Linked DNA regions of Homo sapiens: all the other regions are linked to region 1. Evidence: read pairs that join two places in POLR2A ChIA-PET (ENCODE). Cell type or tissue: GM12878. All regions are shown on one strand.

Region 1 (8,000 bases):
AAAATAGCAGATGAGTACTAACAAAAAGTCTAAAATTTACTGACAATGGGAAAGGAAGGAGAGCAGGCCTCTTCTGGCAGTCAAGAGCAGGACTGAAGTGAATGAGAGGAAAATAAACACAATTCCCAAGCATATAAAAGTCCTAGGAGGGCCCCGATAATTTATTTCTCAGAGAAAGGCAGTTAATACCGTGCAGTTATCACTTGCCAACAGACATATTTGGTTTTGTTTTGTTGTTGAGACAGGGTCTCACTCTGTCCCCCAGGATGGAGTGCAGTGGTGCAATCACAGCTCACTGCAACCTCTGCCTCCTGAGCTCAAGTAATCCTCCAACCTCAGCCTCCCAAGGCACAGGCACATACCACCATGCCCAGCCAATTTTTGTATTTTTTGCAGAGACAGAGTTTCACCATGTTTCCCAGGCTGGTCTCGAACCCCTGGGCTCAGGTGATCTGACTGCCTCAGCCCCCCAAAGTGCTAGAATTACAGGCATGAGCTACCATGCCCAGCCCCAATACAGATATTTGGATACAACCCCGTCAAGAACACTAACCTGACCAGCGGAACAAAGCAAGAAGGCAATAAGGTCTGCAACAGGCACTTAAACTTCACCCTGGTTTAACAGCAGACAATGACAAAACAGGAGAAACTCTTTGAAATGACTCACAGGCCCTGTGAAGCCACTGGGGGTCACACCCCTAAATCACCCAAGTGCCTTTGATCCATGCATTCTCAGAGCTCTTCCTACCCACTTCCTGTGCCCAGGAACACTTGGCATTTTCTTTATAGTGGGCTCACAGAAAGCAACAGAAATCTGCTCCTGGGGAGGTGCTAATGTCCAGCGAAATGCAGGAGACAGGAAGGCACAGCAAAGAGCCTGGATGGTACAGACCAGACTGCGGGCTTCCAGACAGCCTCTCCACGTGAGGGTTTCTCACGCCTGCAGGAGGAACAATCTCCAAAAAGGTCCTGCTGAGGGAAGCAACGGGTAGAAAATCCGCATCCTTTGGTATACACTTCATGTTTCCTCTAACCCCTCGCTTTTCCGTGACCCTACCTTCCTTGGATCTTATGTGCTATGTCTGAACAAACATGGAACATAATTGATTCCATTCTTAACCCCGTGGTGCCCAGTGCTCCAAGAACATGGGGGCCCATAATGGGAGTTTATTTCACGGGAAATATGTGCTAGCACTGTCCTTGTTTCCCACACACTAGAGATGAGCCAGCAGAGGCAAACTATTGAGGCAGGTCTTTCTCCAGCAGAAGAGATAAAAATCTCCTCTCACCTAGTTTAACCCCAATACTCAGGCTTCGGTTCCCTTCCAGGGCATTCCTCGGCTCTGAAAGAATAAAGCTGCATTCTCTCTTCCCTGGCCCGGCCTCCTCAGGGTCACATTTGCCTGCCCCCAGTCCTCACCACACCCCTTCGGGCCAGCCTGCTTTAAACGGGGCCTTTCTGTAAGATGTGACACATAATCCATTGCACCAACTGCTGTGGGGCTTCTGGTGCCAAAAGACCATTGAGAAAAAGGCTGCTTAAAAAAGTATGGAGTGACTCAGTACTGCCAAGTCCTGTGGGATTACTTATTCCAAGCCTGTCCTTCCTGTGTCAGGCTTCTTAAATGTTCATGCTCCTCCCATGTTTTGTTGACACCCTAGATCTAGGCTGCCCAATGAAACTGTCTGCTGTGATGGAAATGTTCTATATCTATACTATCCAACAGGGCAGCCATGAGCCATGTGTGGCTACTGAGCATTCGAAATGTGGCTAGTGTGACTGAGGAAATGAAGTTTCAGTTTACTTCATTTTAATTCACATAAACATAAGTAACTTCCTGGTGCTCATGGCTCCCTACTGGACAGCACAGGCCAGAGACATAATTTTGAGGGGAGGCCAGAGGATAGCATGCATACTTGGCTTATGTTACAATCACCTGAGGACCTCTTGCAAGTCCTGGTGCCCATTCTGTATCCCAGACAATTCAATCAGATTCTCTGGAAGTGGGACCCAGACATCTGCATTTTTTCTCTAATTGTTTCTAATTTTTTCTTTTTTTTTTTTTCCTGCTGTAGAGATGAGGTCTTGCTATGTTGCCCAAGCTGGTCTTGAACTTCTGGACTCAAGTGATCCTCCCTCCTCAGCCTCCCAAAGCAATGGAATTTCAGGCATGAGCCACCATGCCCGGCTGACACCTGCATTTTTTTAAGTCTCCTCAGGGGATGCCAATGCGCTGCCAAGATTGAGGATCAGTGCTCCAAAATGTGAAAATGTCTACCATTAATAGTCAATCCCTATCCGACCAGGCACTTCAAACACCAAAAACTAAGCCATGTAAATAATGAGGCCAAATATCCCACTCATCATGCAATCCTGTGGTACTATGCCACACCTCAGGCTCATCAATAGCAAAACCATGTCCAAAAAATGGGCTGCTTTATAAAGGAAGCCATGCGGAGGAAAAGAGACAGCTCAGAAAAGAAGGTAAAAGGAGGAAGCAAAGAGGTTTTACAAATAACTGTCAGTATATAAAGCCTGGCTAGTATCAATCTTTATATACAAATAATTCATTTTCTGGAAAGTTACCAGTTAACAATAAAACACACCTCCAAATCTAGTACTCCGAACAAACAGCTTTAATTGGATTCCTTCCCTTGGCTAACCCATCCACACACTCTCTGCGCCTAACAGTAAGCTCTTACCACTATGCATTTTTCTTCAAAAGATTATCTGAAACCTGTGCTTTTTCACTGGGGACATTAAACTCTTTAAATGGCAGCAATTAAAAAGCCGGTATTGGTCCAAAATCCATTTGCTCTGGCTCACTCTTGTCCAGCAGGCACAAATCTCAACCTTTACTTGCCATTACTAATTTCACCAAGTGTATCATTAATCTGGTGAAGCTTTTCCTCAGGGACTTGGTTTAACAGAGGCATCATATCCAGAGTTTGGAAAACAAACAAACAAACAAACAAAACAAAACACACACACACACACACACACACACACACACACACACACACACACACACTCAGGTTTCTGCAGCCTCTAATCTTCCAATCAGCATTTCCCAAAGGCATGCCATGCCCTTCAGGGTTGACTGCTGATAGAGTTCCAAAGCTGGGGCAAAAAGCTCACCAGCACTTTCTGGGCAGCACTGCTGAAAATCAAAAACAGCAAGAGAGATTCTAATGGGAAGAGTATCTGAAGGTTACTTTTTTTTTTTTCCAAACCTGTTCTTCATTTCTAGGATTTTATTATCATCATCATCATTATTACTTAGAGATGTGGATTTTGTTTGTTGCCAGGCTGGCCTCAAACTCCTGGGCTCAAGTGATCCTCCCACCTCAGCTTCCCAAGTAGCTAAGACCACAGGTGCTCACCATGGCACCAGGATGAATGTCACTCTTAATGACAATAAAAGTAGCTCCCTCTACATTGACAAGTGAAATATAAATGACCCAAAATTAACCCCCTCCCCAAATTATTTAATATTACTAAAGTAATTCAATTATAAAACCGAGAACTCCTAGAGCTGGCCAGGGCTTCAATAAGTCACCTTAACTAATGGACTCCCCTGCAAGGAAGAAGAGCTGGCTTAAGTTCATCCACATTCACAGCCAATAAGTTCTCAAAGAGCAAATGTAAATCCCTGCTGCTGTGGCAAACCAGACTGAATTCTTTTTCATCTTGGCCTTTGTGGGAACCAGCAGCAGCAACTCAGTGATGACTTCTCAACCATCCATTCCAATGGAGGGTAGACAACATGGATTTTTTAAAAAATTAACACAATACTTATAAAAGGATCTGGACTACATGTTTCATATACATCTGAATGTGGGTTATACTGAATAGAATAAAAATTCTTTCGGATTACAAAACTAGGATTGCTAGATAAATACTGGACATCAAGTTAAAGCTGAATTTCAGATAAACAATGAATTTTTAGGATAAGTATGTCTCAAATACTGCATAAGACAAACTTACACTAAAAAACGATGTGTTGTTCATCTGAAATTAAAATTTAACCAGGCATTCTGGCTTCTTTTTTGTTTGATTTTGTTTTTCCTAAATCTGGCAACCCTGCATATCACTACTCTGGGAAAAATCCAACTTTTAAAAGAGGCAGAAGAGGTTGGGCTTTGCCACTCCCCACCCACTCAACCTCCCAACCATTCTGTATCTCAGCGCCAGCTGTTCAAAAGGTGCTTTCCAGTGTAGATGCTAATTACACACAACCTGATAAATGAGTGTCCCAATACCCAGCACCCATCTCTGGGCCACAGGTGCTAATTATATAATTAAGTGCCACATATACACGTAGCTGAAAAAGTAAAAGTCAATTTTACTTTCTGAGCCTTTATCTGAGGAAAGGGCTCAGATAAAGCAAGCAATTAAGTTTGAGCAGGTGCCATAAATGGAATAAGCCATTAGTAAATATTAATGTTATTAAAAGCAAAGTTTGCTTGGAAGGCTGAAGCAGGAAGATCACTTGAGCGCAGGAGTTAGAGGCCAGCCTGGGCAACACAGTGAGACCTTGCCTCTTGGAAAAAAAAAAAGCAAAATTTGCTTGGGAGAAATAATATAAAGATAATAGAAAGCGAACTGAATACTTAAATGGTTATTACATGAATTAAGTACCCTAAATAATTTTTTAAATAGCTACAACTATTGAATAGCTATGTGCCAAACAACATTGCAAAACTTTACATGTTTTATTGCATTTAATCTTAACACCCTAGGAAGTGAGTCATGTCCCTTCCACAATGTGAAGAAACCAAGACACCAAGATTAGGTAACTTCGTTAAGACTAGAGTGACCATGTTATCTGGTTTGCCTCAGACCTTCCTAGTTTATGCCTGCTGTACTGGTACAACTATTAAAAGTGTCTCCTTTCATTCTCATAAATTACCTAGTTTGGATAATAAATTATGTGTTCACCTACCAAAGACCACAGTCAGTAACCAGCAGAGGCAGGGTTCCAACCAGGCAGTGTGGCTCCAAGAAACAGAACCTAACCACTGTAAAATACTCCCTCCCAAGTCCTACCTTCCACAGAAGAGGACTGGAACAATGGGATTTATTTATTTAATTTTACCAATCATACCTTAGATTTCTTACATGGTTACAAACCAACTTGGGGGGGAGGCGGTTGGTAAGGGTCATGTTTTCTATAACTATACTTTATTTGCCTTTAAATCATTGCTATACACAACACAAGTCATCTGCAGGCAGAGAAGACTCTGCAGTCAGCCTTCACTGACATCCCTGGGCCTGAAAATGTTTAAACATTTCAACTTAATCAAAGTATCTGGTCAAATATTTAACCAGATCTTTTTCTATTTTAAAACAACCTTTACTTTCCTTCAGCCTGGCCAGGCAGCCAGGACACTCAGTTGTTTGTTATTTTTATTAAAACAAAGGTGGACATGCAGTAGGTTCTGGCTTTTAGTTCCATACACAATGGGCTTTCCTCCTTTCCCTAGTAATAAAACATATATATATATACACATATATATACACACACACTCACATATACGTACATACATCTTTTTTTATCTCTGGTATTGTGTATTTTCAGAACACTTTCTATTTTCCCAGCAAATGTTTAACCATTCATGCTATTAACAGTTTGACAACATGAAAACAGTAAACATGAGCATAAACTTGTAGGCTTACTTCATTTATATAATTTTAAAATGCATCCCAAGTGGTTCCAATTAGCAGAAGTAAGATGCCTTTCAAGGTTCAGCACACTGGAAATAGTTGCAAGGACACCAAGTACTTCCACATATCTGTTAACAGCAATAGTTTCAGCCCTTACTCTTGTGTGAAGCTGTGTGATTGCACCTAGCCTCTCGGAGCTCTGGACTCTTCTTTGATACAATCATGTGGATGTACTAAGATCTACAGGGTTCGGCCCAGACCCAAAACTTCCAATTCTATGATCCTCTACAATCTTTCTGACTGTGAGCTGCACCCTGTAATGTGAAAACACTGCTCTTCCACGAAACTCCCCAACATTTGACCAGGTCCAGAGGGTGGCCCATCAGGGGACCCACTACAGGTCCTTGAAGAGTGAGGAAAAAAAACAATCCTCTCTCAAAGGCAGACTTACTCCAAGGCTACCATCACTGGAACCTGACACAAGCATCTGAGGGCATGAAACACGAGCGTTCTCATAAGAGAGTGAAATCTCTTCCCCGGGGAAGACCTGCCACAGACAAGGGCCCTGGGACCAGGATCGGACAGCTCTGTGGCAACTGGTGCAGGTTCCCATGTTTGTCATATCCCTGGATACATTAAGCCTGATTCCTGTCAGCCTCAGACCATGTGAAAAATGTTTTCTTAATGTATGTTTTTGTGATGGGTCATGAATGCTTTTTCCACAATACTGGTATCAACAAAAAGGATAAGACTGGGAACTGTGGCTCTGAAGAAGGTTTTCTCTGCCTCAAATCCTCCCAAGTCACCTTTAAAAAGCAAAGTCTACTACCAGTCTTTTTTTTTTTGAGATGGACTCTTACTCTGTCACCCAGGCTGGAATGCAGCGGCATGATCTTGGCTCACTGCAACCTCCGCCTCCCAGGTTCAAGCAATTCTCCTGCCTCAGCCTCCTGAGTAGCTGGGATAACGGGCACCCGCCACCATGCCAGCTAATTTTTGCATTTTTAGTAGAGACGGGGTTTCACCATATTAGCCAGGCTGGTCTCGAACTCCTGACCTCGTGCTCCGCCCACCTCAGCCTCCCAAAGTGCTGGGATTACAGGCATGAGCCACCGCGCCCAGCCTACCAGTCAGTCTTAATCGTAATGGCAGCAGGAAAAGGGTAGGGTGGGGCTGTGAGGTAACTGACAGCTTTAAAAGTGTGTTTCCTGTCATAAAACAGCAATTGTCCTTCGCACCTGTTTACTCACAAAGGAAAAAAGCAAACAAAACAGAAAATGAAAAAAGAATTCTTGGCCTGGATTTAACATGATTTCTAATAGAAAGTGAATTAATTAATTAAAAAAAAAAAAAAAGGTAATGCCACAAATCCGAAAGTCTGGGGAGTTAGAGAGTTTAGTCTTTATCAAGTTTTACCCATGTACAGTTACAAAACGGGGGTTGGGGAGGCTGCTCCTTCTTACCTAAAGTTTATTACATGAAGTTTACAGCCATTTTAAGTGAAAACTTCCATACTAAGATTTGTTACATACGCAGGCATAAAATCCCTGGCAACAAATGTTGTGTTTAAATCCAAAGTCTTCTGGTAGAGAAATATTTAATACCTCTTGACAAAAGTTATCTCTCTGTTTCTTATCAGAGCCCTCATTTCAGTAGTATCTCATTTCAAAACTTCTAGAAAACTTGTTACAGAAAGTCAAAGAGAACCAAGAAAAACACTGAAGCCAATAAAAAAAAAACTCGGTGTGTTTGGACCATCTGTCCAAACCAATTTAATTTTTTTATAACCACTAAGATATGTGGTCAAAGTTTATTTACCTTTCTCTTTTCAATGGTAAGTTTAGAACACAAAGGCAACTAAATGAAGAAAAAGTCCTATGGATTCAACACAGGCATGTAACCAGTAATAACTAATTTTTAAAAACACTGCCTGCAATTTGATTTGCAATAGAAAAAATCTCTCTTCAAATAGTCAACTCTTTTAACAAACAATAAAAACAAAGCTTCTTCCCAATGCAAGTATTAATTAAAATGCAATTCCAAATACTTGCTTTGTATGAGAACAAGTTAGACAAATTAGGGTATCCCAAAGCATGTTCAACAAAACCTGCATCCGAGAGAGGCTATGAAAAGTAAGAAAATAATTCAAAGGTCAGGTAAGTTTGGGAAACATCGTATGTTACTCTCCACCTCCAGAATGCCTGTTAGGATACAACAGCTCGGAGACGACCTTCACTAAAGAGGCCTAGTACATGTTATTAAGCCCAGCATTCTCCAGATTTACTTGACCAGGAGATGCCCTTTATCAACAGTACATGTGAACATACTGCAA
Region 2 (8,000 bases), 120 kb before region 1:
AACACTAAGAAACAAAAAAAGGTTGAGAGGTAGACAAAGGAAGTCTGGTTATAAAAATTATACTTAAAGCTGCATATCACAATAATTCTAGTCTAGGCTCTCAAACAAGACTCACTTTGGAAAATCAAATCAAAATGCAATAAATGGCCTGTTCAAACTCCCCATGTGGGTCCACTCCCTCACCCCCAGACCACAAATCAACTGCCTTCTTATAGCCATCATGGTTTTGAGCAGGGGTCTCCGTTATTTGTCTAGTTTGTCTAGTGTGACCGACAAACCCTCACAGAAAATGAGGCCACAAGACCTACATGCTCAGGAACAAAGGGCATGGATGAAACTCACTACAGAGAAGACAGGGCTTCACTATCTTCTGGAGAGCCCTGTTCTTGAACTGAAGGGCAGGGAAGAGAATACTTTTCTGGCTCCATTTCAACCCAGACTCAAAGAGGCAGTCTGTCTCTGAGCTGATAACAAATAGGACAAGGGACAACCTTAGACCCTTGCCTGCGGTCAGAGGTGTGGGGCAGGTCTGCACACAGGCCTACTGCGGCTGGCAAGCTACAGGGTGGAGATCAAGTTAAAAATAAGGCTTTCTGGCAGCCCTGCCAACTGCCAGCATCATATTTTCCTGGTGATGTCAGTACAGATGTGGTCTCCATTCTGGGCGTTGGCTTCTGGCTCGGCACCACTTCCACCTATGGCACTACATGTGCTCTGGGAGGATACAGCAACCATTTTCAAACCAAGGTGAGACAAAACCTGTTGGATCAGTCACAGTGACTGCTTTAAGCTTCTTTGGTATAAGGTGCATAAACAAGAGTCACATCAGAGAGGGCCGCAGCAGCTCTGGGAAACAGATTGGGGATACAATTTTCATTGCAGGCTGACAACTTTCCTGCCTGAAAAGGCAGGGTGAATTCATCAGAAGCTCCTTTCCCAAGGAGATGACAAAACACCAGCTTCTCCCTCCACTCCCAAAATAAAAAGCGTGCAGGGAAGAAAACATCAGTGGCCACTGAATTCAATGCTTGCCACCTTAAGATGGCAGCTCAGATTTTCTAGACAACCAGAAAGACACAAATTTAGAAAACATTCCATCATCGCATGTGGGACACAGGTTCATCTAGAAGCCAGCGCCCAAGCCTGGCCCTTCAAATTCCAGCACCATGCCCTGTTCTTGGCAGGAACCCCAGCCAAGTTCTTTCTGACCAAAGGTGGCAACCTTGCAAATTACCAGAACAAAGTGGCTTTATTACAGCTCAAGAACATCATCCACGCTCAGAATGTGACACTAAGGCTCTCCCTGAAGCGCTCAACTCACTTCTCAAGATTCTCCTCAAAACTATCAACCATTAAGTGCAGAATTCAACAGGAGACAAGTCACACTTGATTTTTCAAAAATATTTTCCACCTACAACACACGGCACTTCCTAAGGTCTCCACTCACCAGCCTCTCTCCAGAGAGGACCTCCAGCAGCTTGATGAGCATCCGTCCATCTCGAAGGTCAGTGTACAGGTCTGTGATCCGGCAGGACACACGGGCAAGGTGGGAATTGACCCACTTGGTGAAGGTCTTCTTCTGCACGGCTTCACGCTCATCTGCAAGCAGAGAAGAACTTGTTTTACCATTGACCACAGAACTGGCAGGAGCAGGCACATGCTAGCAGGGCCACAAGACCCCAGCCAGAGGAAGGTCAGCAAAACTGACCTCCAAGGACACCTCTACTTAGCGCCCCTTAACTGCGGTCATGTCTTTGAGAAAGAACACTGATTACTGATGGTTCAACTTACAATTTTTTGACTTTACGATGGGTTTACTGGGATATAATCTCATAAGTCAAGGAGCATCTGTGTAGGAACTGTCCAGTCCTTAAACATGTGAGCTCCCAGGCACACTGCCAGCAGAACATCCTTTGCTCCCCTTTCTTTTCTCCCATCCCTGCTGAAGAGGCAGCAGGATGCAGATGACAACAGGGTCCTTTGCAGTCCTGCCCTATACCATAATACTTGACTGGTAAAGCTTCCTACATACATGTTACAGCTATTATTCCTCCAAAAGGTGAGTATATTAAAGGGTGTAGGGTAGGAAATCTCATGAGACAGCAGAAAACTGCTTCCCTCATCTACAAAGGATTGGGCAACACTGGACAAGATAAATTAACTCATGACCTTGGCAATGACCGTCTTCACCTGCTCAGTCACACACACCATGAACAACAAAAGAAAATGGCAAGCAACATGGTAGAGTGCAAAGACATCGCAGGCATCGGGAAGTCTTTGCAGGCATCGGGAAAGCAGGGTCTGGGCCCAAGGTTTCAACAAAAATGTGACTCAACACAGGATTCAATGTTCTCTTCTATAAAAGGAGAAGAAAAATATAATCTCCATACTGTGATCCTTCGCTGAAAAGGCAACTGCTGATTTATGGTCTAAAGCGTGATTGTTGTACATTCAAGTCATCCAGGAAACAGTGTTAAAGGTTTTTCAAAGCTCAGTAATCAAATTCTGTCCAATTTAAGGTATAAAACTCTAGACATATTTGCCCAGAACTGGCCTTCACATACCATACAAATAGGCTTTCAAACTTCTTGCCTCTGCAGAATGTTCTAAACATAGGTTGCTGAAGACCTTCAACAGACATCCACAGAACGTACCCTGGACCCAACCACTCTTACTCCCTGACTCTGTTCTCTATGTTACATACACTATATCTAGTTCCACCAGCATGAATTTATGCCAAAAATCTAAGACCTACTCCTAGTGCAAACCCAAATGACAAAAATAATTACACACGAATCTACAAAAAAAAAAAAAAAAAAAAAAAGCAGATAGCTCAACAATTTGGCATGTATTTCAAAACCACTGGGTGGGGGTAACAACTAAAAAGCCACCCTTGCTAATAAGGCATGTGCCCAGTCGCCTGAGAGTACTGGGTTCTCAGGTTGGCCAGAAGGACAGCAAACAGCCCAACACCCTGGGAAGGTCTGTCTGAAGGCTTTGCTAAACTCACTCCACCACCCACCACAGGGAGGGAATGAGGCAGAGATGACATTGGTTGAGGTTTTACAGCTGCCGACCTGGCAGGAGAATCAGCTGGGGCACCTGCCAAGATCCCCGGCCACCTGCTACAGTCAGCGGCTCCTTGAGGTCCTGCCTTTCCCAAAAAGGACCTACCCATCCAGACAGAAGGAGGGCCCTTCCCCAGGGACAAAGGCCAACCAGAAACACAGGATCAAAAAGGACAGGATTAGAGGAAGCAGAAAAAGACAGTAAGGGGCAGGCTGCAGTGGAGAAGCAGCTGCACCAATAACATCATGACAGGTCCCACAGAAAAGACCACATGCATTATTGATCACGTAATCATTGTGATGGATGGCAACTTTACTACAGTGACTCAGGAGCTGTAATTCTGGGGCTAAGCTTGGCCATTCTGAAAGAGCAGGTCTAGAGCAGAATATGTAAGGTGCATTTCACAGATGGCCTCTTATCAAGGAGGCAAGTAACTCATAGTTTATATGTATTTAGGGTTAACAATTTTTTTTGTGAATTATAAAATCCTTTATGCGTTATACTGGAGTCAGAAAATGTCTTTAATGAAGCAAGGGAGCAAGATCAAAATGAAAACCTGCTTGGATTAAAATATTTCTAAATAAACAAGCACAAAATGTGTTCCTCAGCCAATTGTCACTCTTTTGGGTGAATCTCTCACTAAAGGAGCACCCAGACTTCTTTCAGGTTTTGAATTAACAGGTTCTTTCACAAGGAAACTCTGAGGATTTGCCAGAAACAACAGTCAATATACTTCCTTAGTGCCCTGTCCTAAAGAGTTACAGCCCAATCCCAACCCTCCTCCCTACAGAGAGGCAAATGGAGAGGTCATGGGTGGGTGCAGAGAACAGAGCTGAAACAGACTGAGATCTGTGCCGGGAGGGCTCCCCAGGGCTATCATGGTTCTTAGAAACTCAAAGTAGGTGGGAGGAAAGAAGAGGAGGAAGAGATGTCAAAAATAAAAAAACAAGCTCTTGTGTTCCTGCCCTCTCTTCCTGTTCCCCTCCCTTCGAACTCTCCTCACAGTCAGGAGCAGGCCCCACGAAGTGCAAGAGTGCTGGAAAAATCACGCAGGGTCTAAGTTCCTCAGGTTCACACCCCCACGTTGGAAAAGACACAGAAGATTCCATCCGGGGACCAGACCAGAATCAACACCCTCATAACACACGAGGGGCAGGAAACGGACTCAACAGAGACACACAAAGCCCCAGTCAACTAGCGTGTCCTCTTACAATGGAGCACTTGGAGAACAGCAAATGCTTATGAAGTTGGAAGGAGGGAGACAGAGGGGAAAAGAAATCTATTTGGTGGCTCAGTAGAGGATCAGGCTTCGGGTCCTTGGGGACTCCCTCCTTTGTTCCACCTATCCTGGGAAGGCACAATGACATCACCCCTGCACTCCCCACCCAGCAAGGCTTGGGGATATGGGCCAGACAGTCTGAGGAGGAGCAGGAGGCCCTTGGCACTGACGATGAAAGGCAATCCAGGAGTGCTTCCAAGCTCAAGCTGCTGTGACTGGGGCTAGCTGCGTGAGGAGGTGTTGGGGCAGCAGAGGGCAGTGAGCCGACTTCCAGGCCTATGAGCATGAAGCAACCGTGGTTGCTTCTTACAACCACGGTACAAAAGGTACAAAAAGGTACAAAAAGGTAGCACTTACAAGCTCCATACTGGTTTGGTTATTTAGACCCAAGGTTCTCCAGCAGGGGCAATTTTGATTCCTCGGCACATTTAGCAGTTTGGCAATGTCTACATACAGTGTTGATGGTCACGATTCATGGGTAGATGCTACTGGCATTTAGAGGGTAGAGGCCCAGGATGCTGCTTAACATCCTGCGGTACACAGGATGGCTCCCATAACAAACAATTATCTGGCCCAAAATATCAGCGGTGCTAGGTTGAGAAATCTTGGAAGACACTCCCCAGAGAGCACCCCTCCAAGGTGGGTTGCTATTCTTTCATCATTCTCTTTGATGACCTGCAGGTCAGCTCGAAGGCAGCAGAAATGGCCGGCCTTCAGGCCCACTCACGCCACCAAGGGCACGCCCTTTGCAAGGCAGAGGAGCAGCAGCACCAGCAGCATGGAGCTGGGGCGGGCTGGGTCTGGGCGATGTGAGGTGGGCACTTCTGTGCCTCACACCATTTCCATTCTCCGTTTACCTTTTCTGGGCCTTGTATCGCTGTTATCAAGTCCTCCCCAAGAAGCTGACGCAGCTAAACCTTTCAGTAGGTTCCCAACCAGCCCTGCCCCAAACTTGGTAAGTGGTGCCTCCAAGGAACAAGCACTTCTGTGCCCCTGCCCTCTGGGGGTATCTCTCAGCTATATTTGCCCCCACCCTCCCGCAGTTTACTAAGCTTACGTATTATAAGGACTCATCTAAAGACTGCCCAGCACCAAACAAGAGGAGGTAAAGTGCACATCAAAGTGCCCAGAGTGTTGTAACTGCTCTAAATTAGTTCCGTCTTTTCTCCAGCAAAGAAATAGTCTCACTAATTCAAATCATTTAAGAAATTGGCCAGGTGCAGTGGCTCATGCCTGTAATCCCAGCACTTTGGGAGGCTGAGAGGTGGATCTCCTGAGGTCAGGAGTTTGAGACCAGCCTGACCAACATGGTGAAACTCTGTCTCTACTAAAAATACAAAATTAGCCAGGTGTGGTGGCACATGCCTCTAATCCCAGCTACTTGTGAGGCTGAGGCAGGAGAATCACTTGAACCCAGGAGAAAAAGGTTGCAGTGAGCCGAGATTGTGCCATTGCACTCCAGCCTTGGCAACAAGAGCGAAACTCTGTCTCAAAAAAAAAAAAAAAAAAGAAACTTACCAGAGGGTCATGGAATCGTAAAATCTCAGGACTGAACAAGATTTAGAAGTTATGTAAATCACTTCTCTTTCAAAAAATCCCTTCTTCAACACCTGGGCCAGCTATTTAAAAATCCCAGAATATGAGGAAATTATGTGTGTGTGGCAGAAGGTTGTTTAATAGTTGTATGGAAAGAAAATGACTTTTTTTCTTTTTTATTAAAATATAATTATAGCATTCACTGAGCACTTACTATGTCCCAGGCACAGTCGTCCTTCCGTATCTAATCCCAGTATCTACGGGGAATTTGTTCCAGGACCTCCCTCAGAAACCAAACTCCTTATGCTCAAGTCCCTTATATAGCATGGTATATAGTATTTGCCTATAACCAACATACATCTTCCTGTATACTTTAGATCATCTCTAGATTATTCATAACTAATACAATGTAAATATTGTGTAAACAGCTGCTATATTGCATCTTATTTGTATTCTATTGTATTGTTAATTTTTTTTTCAAATATTTTCGTTCTGTTGTCAGCTGAATCCACAAATGAGGAACCTGCAGATACAGAGGGCTAACTGCACTTATAATCAATCCCCACAACTGCCCCATGAGGCAGGAGCCAGCAACTCTCCAGGCAGGCTGGCTCCAGAGCCCTGGTTCTCATCCACTATGCAATAATGCCTCACGCACAACATTTAAAAAAGTGTTTCTGCCAGACACAGTGGCTCACACCTATAATCCCAGCTTTGGGAGGCCGAGGTGGGCGGATCATGAGGTCAGGAGTTCAAGACCAGCCTGACCAACATGGTGAAACCCCGTCTCTACTAAAAATACAAAAATTAGCCGGGCATGGTGGCACGCACCTGTAACCCAGCTACTCAGGAGGCTGAGGCAGGAGAACTACTTGAACCTGGGAGGCGGAGGTTGCAGTGAGCCAAGATCATGCCACCGCACTCCAGCCTGGGCGACAGCGTTAAGACTCTGTCTCAAAAAAAAAAAAAAAAAAAAAAAAAAAGTGTTTCCATGATACAAGACTTAGAATTACCCACCATCTCACCATCCTAACTAACGCAAGTCCTTATTTTGTAAAGGGTCTGCTGCATTATTGGGTAACTCTCCATCTGTTGGGATGGTGTCTCCATCAAGACTAGACCTGTCTCTGTGGCCCACTATGGCTTGCACCACCTTCAGAGTATGCAGAATAGGTCTCCTCACTTCTCCATGTAAAGGCCCTCAGGTTCAAACACTTCTCACCATCCCCTCTTTGCAATGCTGTACAATGTGGTACAAGTGGGATCCAAGATCACACCTGAGGACCCCACCTCTAGGCAGCCTGGACATCACTTACCTACCAACACAACCCAGGACTCGAGGCAGCTGCAGCTCTGGCAGTCCAGGGAGGAAAGTGGAAAACAAAGTGAAAAAAGGACAAAAAGAACCAGCAGCCCTCCGTGGGAGGAACGTGGTGAGGCTGTCTCTGTGACATGACAGGGGTGGGAGACAGAAAGAAGGGCTCCTAACAATGGTCTCAAAATAAGCTTCTCAGGACCACAAATTCTACCAAAATGACCTTGGAGCCCCGAGAACCTAGGAACCAGAAATGGTTCTGAGTGTGAAGACCCAACCAGCTCAGCCTTTAGTTCCACAGGCTCAGAGATAAGTAAATTAGCTAACTACTGTCAATGAGAACTACTGAGACAAGAAACCCACCCTCAAGTGAGTGGCATTTACATCAGATTCTGATTCCCAGAAGGAGTAAATTATAAGGGAAATCCTAGTATGGTGCTCCTTCCTCCAGATGGAATTTTATAAGATGGTGTGTCTGCAATAACATTGCCATGCATCTGAATGGCACTTCATACTTTCTCTAAGCTCACTAGATCTTCACAGCAAACTATTAGGTAGGTGGGATGCTAGAGTTATCTCTAGCAAAGCCCAAGGCTCAGTGAGGTTAAGGGCTGCTAAGTGTCACCAGCCAGTAGTGGTGAGGTCCTCGGCTCTTTCTCTCCCACTCCAGCCAGGCAAGAGGGATTAAGATGCATAGCTACACCTTCTCCTGTCATATACTGAGATTCACTATCTTTTGTTGTTTGGTTTCTGATAAACAACTTGAAATTCTTAGAAGATGTATTAGAAAAAAAGGATGAG
Region 3 (8,000 bases), 500 kb after region 1:
TGGATGAGCGATTGAATTCTAGGCAGTGGGTGGAAGGGAGTTTGAATTAGTTTTATCTAGAGATCTTAAGATATAGGTAAACCCCAGCTGACATTTGGTTATAGTTTTGTCTGTTTTCATATCTGTCAGTCTACTAGAAAGTGAACTGCTTGAGGACAGGTACTGTGTCATTCATCTAACGATCTCTGACTTGGCACTCTGGGGACATAAATAAATGTTTACTGAATTAATGAATATATAATACACACTGGAGAACTAGGGATTTGATATATTATACCTTTTATGTGTCTGTAAATTTCAAAAGGTATTCTGCTTAGTACAAAGAAATAGATTGGAAATAGTAGCATTTCAAATATCAGATGTGATCAAGTGTGAATGTCTTGCTGGCTATTCAAATTATGCATGCAGATAATCCCATTGTCTGCCTGTGAGCAAAGCCTGTCCTATTTATACATATAAAAACTGGGGGGTAGGTGGAAAGAGTGTACGTCCTCTTTGTGCATTAGTTATTATCTCTTCACTGACTCTATTGTGAATCTTTTCAATTACCATTAAAAAATACATCTCTTTACTATATTTGATTATGAGGGAAGCTGTCACCTCCTACATTATTCATAGCTTGACAAAAAGAAGAAACACGAAAAGCTTTGGTGGTGCTGAAAAATTCTTTTAGTATTTAAATATCAAATAAACGTTTTAATAAATTTTTTATCATTAAATAAATACATCACTTAATGACGGAGATATGTTTGAGAAATGTATTGTTAGGCGATTTCATCATTGTACAAACATCAGAGTGTACTTACACAAACCTGGATTATGTGTCCTATTATACACCTTGGCTATATGGTGTAGCCTATTGTTTCTGAGGCAGGAGAATAGGGTCTGGTGGCAGGTAACCTAAGGCTGATTCACACTGACTTCCTAGAACTAAATCTAAAGGAAAACCCCAACTTTCCAAAACTAAGTAACAAAAGGACCAGAGGCCACTCCCTTTGCAACCCCCCTCCCCTTTTTATGCGTGGCAAATGGAAAATTGAAAGTATCTCTGACTGGTTTCTTTCCGCAACCAGTCAGACTGATTGCAAGCCAAGTCTTCTTTTGCTTAGGAGTTTAACTTTGTAACTTCACTTCAGCCTCTGATTGGTTGCTTTCCACAACCAATCAGACTGATTGTGGGCCACTACTTCACTTACATAGGGGGTACACCAAGTGGACAATGGGAAACCAGAAAATTCTGTAATAGGAAAATTATTGAGCCCCTATGCTCAGCCCACTCCCACCCTGTGGAGTGTACTTTCATTTTCAATAAATCTCTGCTTTTGTTGCTTCATTCTTTCCTTGCTTTGTGTGCTTTGTCCAAATCATTGTTCAAATTCCAAAAACCTGGACACCCTCCACTGGTAACACTTCTAGGCTGTGTAACACTTCTAGGCAACAAATCTGTACAGCATGTCCGTACTGAATACTACAGGCAATTGTAACACAATGGTAAGTAGTTGTGTATCTAAACATAGAAGAGGTGCAGTAAAAATACAGTATAAAAGATAAAAAATGGTACATCTGTTCCGGTGTGGTGGCTCACACCTGTAATCCAAGCATTTTATGAGGTGGAGGTGGGTGAATGGTATGAGCCCAGGAGTTCGAGACCACGTTGGGCAACACGGCAAAACCCCATTTCTACAAAAAATAGAAAATTAGCAGGACATGGTGGCACACACCTGTAGTCACAGCTACTCGGGAGGCTGAGGTGGGAGGATCACCTGAGCCTAGGGAGGTTAACCCTGCAGTGAGCTGTGATTGCACCATTGCACTCCAACCTGGGCAACAGAGTGAAAGCCTATCTAAAAAGAAAAAAAAAAAAGTACACCTATACAGGGCGCTTACCATGAATGGAGTCTGTAGGACTAGAACTTGCTCTAGGTTATGTCAGTGACTGAGTATGTGGTGGGTGAATGTGAAGGCCTAGGATGTCACTATACACCACTGTAGACTTTATAAACACTGTATGCTTAGGCTACACTAAATTTATAAATGGTATTTTCTTTATTTTTTTATTTTTTATAGAGATGAGGTCTCACCACGTTGCCCAGCCTGATCTTGAACTCCTAGCTCAAGCAATCCTCTTGCCTTGGCCTCCCACAGTGCTGGGATTACAGGTGTGAACCACAGCTCCTGGACTCAATATTTTCTTTCTTCAATAATAAATTAAATTTAGCTTACTGTAACTTTTTCTTTTTATAAAAAAAAAAAATTTTTTTTTTGAGACAGGGTCTCACTCTATCTCCCAGGCTGGAACACAGTGGTGAGATCCTGGCTCACTACAGCTTCCACCTCCCAGGTTTAAGCAGTCCTCCCACTTCAGCCTCCCAGGTAGCTGGGACTACAGGCACATTCCATAACGCCTGGCTAATTTTTAAATTTTTTGTAGAGATGGAGTCTTGCTATGTTGCCTCTTGGTAACATAGCTGGTCTTGAATTCCTGGGCTCAAGTGATCCTCCTGCCTTGGCCTCACAAACTGCTGGGATTAGAGATGTGAGCCATGGTGCCCAGCTATGAACTTTTAAATTTTAACTTTTTGACTCTTTTGTAATAATACTTAGCTTAAAAAAACAAACACATTCGGCCAGGTGTGGTGGCTCACGCCTATAATCCCAGCACTTTGGGAGGCCAAGGCGGGTGGATCACTTGAGGTCAGAAGCTCCAGACCAGCCTGGCCAACATGGTGAAACCTTGTCTCTACTAAAAATACAAAACAGCCAGGCAGGGTGGCACAAGCCTCTAATCCCAGCTACTAGGGAGGCTGAGGTGGGAGGATCCCTTGAGGTGGAGGTAGCAGGGAGCCAAGATCACGCCACTGCACTCTAGCCTGAGCCACAGAGTGAGACTCCATCTAAAAACAAAAACAAAAACAAAAAAACACACACACATTGTACTGCTGTACAGAAATATTTTCATATCCTTTTTTTTTAATTTTTTTTTTTATTTTTGAGACAGAGTCTCACTCTGTTGCCAGGCTGGAGTGCAGTGGCACAATCTCGGCTCACTGCAACCTCCACCTCCCGAGTTCAAGTGATTCTCCTGCCTCAGCCTCCACAGTAGCTGGGACTACAGGTGCATACCCCCATGCCTGGCTAATTTTTTTATTTTTAGTAGAGATGGGATTTCATCATGTTGGCTAGGATGGTCTCAATTTCTTGATCTCTTGATCTGCCCTCCTCGGCCTCCCAAAGTGCTGGGATTACAAGCGTGAGCCACCAGACCCAGCTTGTATCCTAATTTTTTATGTGCTTTTCTATTTTAAAACTTTTATATATTTTTTCTTTTTAAGTATTTTTTGTTAAAAATGAAGACACAAACACACACATTAGCCTAGGCCTACACAGGGTCAGGATCATTAATATCACTCTGTTCTACCCCCACATCTTGTTGCACTGGAAGGTCTTCAAGGGCAATAACACGCATGGAGCTTTCATCTTCTATAATAATAATGCCTTCTCGAATCCCTACTGAAGGACCTGCCTGAGGCTGTTTTACAGTTACCTTTTTTTTTTTAATAAGTAGAAGGAGTACAATTTAAAATAACAATACAAGGTATAGTATAGCAAATACATAAACTAGTAACAGTCGTTTATTATTATCAGGTATCACGTGCTGTATGAGTGTATATGCTATACTCTTTTTTTTAAGTTTGAGATGAGGTCTTACTCTGTCATCCAGGCTGGAGTGCAGTGGCACGATCTCAGCTCAGTGCAACCTCTGCCTCCCAGGCTTAGGCCATCCTCCCACCTCAGACTCCTGAGTAGCTGGGACCACAGGAATGTGCCACCATACCTGGCTAATGTTTTTGTATTTTTGGTAGAAGGTTTTGCCATGTTGCAAATATATATTTTTGAATATTTGAGTTTTGTCATGTTGTCCAGGCTGGTTGTGAACTCCTGAGCTCAAGCCATCTGCCCACCTCGGTCTCTCAAAGTGCTGGAATTACAGGTGTGAGCCACTACCCCCAGCCTGTGCTATACTCTTATACAAACTGGAAGTGTAGTAGGTTCGTTCACATCAGCATCACCACAAACATGTGAGTACTGCCTTGTGCTAGGCTACCCACACTCGGTTATAGGAACTTTTCAGCTCCATTATAATCTTGTGGGACCACTGTCTATGTGGTCCTTACTTGACCAAAACATCATTATGCTGTACATGACTATATAACTTGGTGGACAGGTATCATTAATCACCTGCATGATTTGATGAGGACTCTAAGAAAGCTCTTAATCATCCACAGTCACTCCATTTTGCTCCCAATAATTTCTATAATATTTTAGAATTAGAAGTTCTTTTTTTTTTTTTTTTTGAGATGGAGTCTCACTCTGTCACCCAGGCTGGAGTGCAGTGGCACGATCTCAGCTCACTGCAATCTCTGCCTCCTGAGTTCAAGCAATTCTCCTGTCTCAGCCTCCAAAATAGTTGGGATTACAGGTGTGTGCCACCATGCCCGGCTCATTTTTGTATTTTTAGTAGAGATGGGGTTTCTTCACGTTGGCCAGGCTGATCTCGAACTCCTGACCTCAAGTGATCCACCTGCCTCAGCCTCCCAAAGTGCTGGGATTACAGGCGTGAGCCACCATGCCCAGCCAGAAGTTTATTTCTTAATGGTTTTCCAGCTCTAGATGTGGCAGCCTCAGCCAGGAATGGTTGTATTAAACATAACAACAGATAACCATAAATGAGCTCACACACAAAAAAAGGAAATCTCCAGATGCCAGAAACAGAGGAAAGGAAAGCCAGAATGTTAAGTATGTGAGGTGACTGAATCAAATTTGAGGCAGCGTTACTGGATCCAGAAACAGCAAGTGACTTGGGCTTTTTTTTTTTTTTTTTGAGATGGAGTCTTGCTCTGCCACCCAGGCTGGAGTGCAGTGGCACAATCTCAGCTCACTGCAACCTCCCTCTCCCAGGTTCAAGCGATTCTCCTGCCGCAGCCTCCTGAGTAGCTGGGATTACAGGCGCATGCCACCACACCCAGCTAATTTTTTTGTATTTTTAGTAGACATGGGGTTTCACCATGTTGGTCAGGCTGGTCTCAAACTCTTGACCTCGTGATCTGCCCACCTCAGCCTCCCAAAGTGCTGGGATTACAGGTGTGAGCCTGGCAGTGACTTGGGTTTTAATATCTACCCAGGGATAGAAGTTGAAGGCTGAGACCTAAGGGAGTTGGAAGTAAAATACTGCATAAAAACAGAACTCTCCACAGGTTAAATTCCCAGGCCTGGCCAGGCGCGGCGGCTCACGCCTGTAATTCCAGCGCTTTGGGAGGCTGAGGCAGGCGGATCATGAGGTCAGGAGATGGAGACCATCCTGGCTAAATGTGAAACCCCGTCTCTACTAAAAATATAAAAAATTAGCTGGGCGTGATGGCGGGTGCCTGTAGTCCCAGCTACTCGGGAAACTGAGGCAGAAGAATTGCTTGAACCCAGAAGGTGGAGGTTGCAGTGAGCCCAGATCATGCCACTGCACACCAGCCTGGGCAACAGAGCAGGACTCCATCTGAAAAAGAAAAGAAAAGAAATATGGATATTAGAATGAGAAGGTAAAACAAATGTCTAATAGGAATTCTACAAGGAGTACAAAGAAATTACAAAAAAATAGTGAAAATTTTGCATAATTGATGAAGATGAATCTTTTGATTCAAGAAATACAAATCCCCCCAAAAATAAACAAAAAGAAGCCCACATCTGGCTACATTTTAGTGAAATGACAGAATGCCTAACAAATGCCTAAAATAATGAGAGAAAAATTCATTCCTTTAGCTGTGATTTTCCTTATGAGAAACTGAACTCCACATATACTCTAGTTCAAATGAAGTGAAGTAGATACAATGGCTGGATGAAAATGATTTTTGAAGGAAAAATTCAAAACTTAAAAATCCTACAGGAACTAGAAAAAACTCAACATTTCTCAGATCTAATATTCTTTTTTTCCTCCCAAATCTTCAGACCAGATCTAATATTCTTGTTCCTCTAATAACTGCAATTCAGCAGAAGTCTGGATATTTAATTACATTGCAATGAATCATTCTAATTCAAATACTTCTAAAGATTACGTTTCTGGCCAGGTGTGGTGGCTAACCCCTGTAATCCCAGCACTTTGGGAGGCTGAGGCGGGCAGATTGCTTGAGTCCAGGAGTTCAAGACCTGCCCGGGCAACACATTGAGACTCTATCTCTACAAGAAATTAAAAATTAGCCGGACATGGTAGCATGCACCTGTAGTCCCAGCTACTTGGGAGGCCAAAGTGGGAGAATCACTTGAGCCCAGGAGGTGGAGGCTGCAGTGAGCTGTGATTGTGCCATTGTACTCCAGCCTGTAAGAGAGTGAAACCCTGACTAAAAAAGAAAAAAAAGATTATGTTTCTGGCAACAGAGATTCATTCACTTGCCAATATATCTCTAGCCCCAAGTATATCATATATACAGAGAAAACTAAGATGGGCAAGATGTGACACTAATAACCTGTCATTTTTTGTTCACTGCTAATAAGTGATTAATTAGTGTTCCAATAAGCACATCAAAGACATAAATATTTGATTGAAAATTGTCTCTGCTAATCCCTCCAGCTGGAGAAGGAACCTCTCTCTTTAGAATATTTTCTTTGAAGGGCCACTGCATTTTCTGGGTCTTGCAAGAAGAGTGATTATAGTCTGTTTCCTTGAGGGTCTGATAAGAAGTCAGTGTCTCCCTCCAGGTCTGGTTAAAAGGATAACATCCTGTTTTTTTTGTTTGTTTGTTTGAGAGTCTCGCTCTGTCACCCAGGCTGGAGTGCAGTGGCGCGATCTTGGCTCACTGCAACCTCTGCCTCCCGGGTTTAAGCGATTCTCCTGCCTCAGCCTCCCAAGTAGCTGGGACTACAGGTGCATGCCACCACACCCAGCTAATTTTTTGTATTTTTAGTAGAGACGGGGTTTCAGTGTGGTAGCCAGGATGCTCTTGATCTCCTGACCTTGTGATCCGCCTGCCTTGTCTCTCCAAAGTGCTGGGATTGCAGGCGTGAGCCACCCAGCCCAGCCTCAAAAGGATAACGTGCTGTTATCCTTTGGCAGTGTCTCCTGACCTTCAAGAGATAACAAGTTGGACTGAGAAGAGAAAATCCACCCCAGACTTTGGGTTACTGTCTCCACTAATGAGCAGACCAGCTCCCCGAAAGAAAGGTCTTCTAACTTTCTCACTGGGAAGCATTTCAATAGTGTTCTCCATGAAACTTTATTTAGAATAAGAGGAAGAGACCTTATTTTGCTTGCTCCCGTAAATTCTTCAACTTTTCCAGTTCAGATGTTTGTTTCTAGGGAGCTCATTGTCATCTGGAACTGCTTCTCTGAATTTTTTTTTTTTTTTTTGAGACAGAGTCTCGCTCTGTCGCCAGGTTGGAATGCAGTGGTGTGATCTCAGCTCACTGCAACCTCTGCCTCCCGGGTTCAAGCAATTCTTCTGCCTCAGCCTCCTGAGTTGCTGGGACTACAGGCGCACGCCACCATGCCAGGCTAATTTTTGTATTTTTAGTAGAGACGGGGTGTCACCATATTGGCCAGGCTGGTCTCTTCGAAATCTTAAATCCAAACATTTCTATTCTTCTAGATCCCTTGCTCAGGCGAATCCTTTCATCTTTCCCTTATAGCTCATCAGCATGTAAGTGTCTTGACATCTCTCTTCTCCTTCCCTATTAGCTCTCTACTCTCTTCACTTACACGTCAACCAAACTTAGACTTTAACCACTCTCTTTCAAATATTCTCAACTCAATTATCTCTAGAGAATTCAGTGAGATAATGTAGGTAAAGCACTGGCAGACAGAAATGCTCAATGAATGATAGCTAACACTACCATCACTACTGGCAACATAAAAAACATTATCTTGATCTTTTGTCATTCTATTATACTAGTATGTCACTAGTATATACTGTATGTCACACAATCCTGGGCCACTAAACAGTATTAGGGAAAAAATC

What was found. Peaks named below come from ENCODE experiments on the same cell type or tissue, not always from the same donor. Only the 100,000 strongest peaks of a DNase experiment are listed, where the experiment ranks them.
Region 2: POLR2A ChIA-PET joins it to region 1 with 5 read pairs; 3 of 35 experiments call an interaction of 5 or more read pairs at or near these places.
Region 3: POLR2A ChIA-PET joins it to region 1 with 5 read pairs; 3 of 35 experiments call an interaction of 5 or more read pairs at or near these places.

The regions. Positions count from the first base shown.
Region 1 is chr2:54,476,424-54,484,423 of GRCh38, reverse strand. All of the region lies in intron 1 of SPTBN1 (spectrin beta, non-erythrocytic 1), which reads right to left. It also overlaps the pseudogene C9orf85P1. Among named protein-coding and RNA genes, the nearest start is that of SPTBN1, 24 kb to the right of the region's middle. RefSeq lists an enhancer at 1-26. In GM12878, no CTCF peak of the experiment used is centred here; a DNase peak (open chromatin) is centred at 4,246.
Region 2 is chr2:54,592,691-54,600,690 of GRCh38, reverse strand. SPTBN1 (spectrin beta, non-erythrocytic 1) reads right to left here. Exons shown (of 36, transcript NM_003128.3): 3 at 1,448-1,599. Among named protein-coding and RNA genes, the nearest start is that of SPTBN1-AS1, 38 kb to the right of the region's middle. RefSeq lists enhancers at 3,113-3,162, 4,227-4,596. In GM12878, no CTCF peak of the experiment used is centred here; no DNase peak of the experiment used is centred here; H3K4me3 peaks cover 444 bases; H3K27ac peaks cover 3,738 bases.
Region 3 is chr2:53,974,617-53,982,616 of GRCh38, reverse strand. It overlaps a transcript of ACYP2 not described here. Among named protein-coding and RNA genes, the nearest start is that of PSME4, 7.6 kb to the right of the region's middle. In GM12878, no CTCF peak of the experiment used is centred here; no DNase peak of the experiment used is centred here.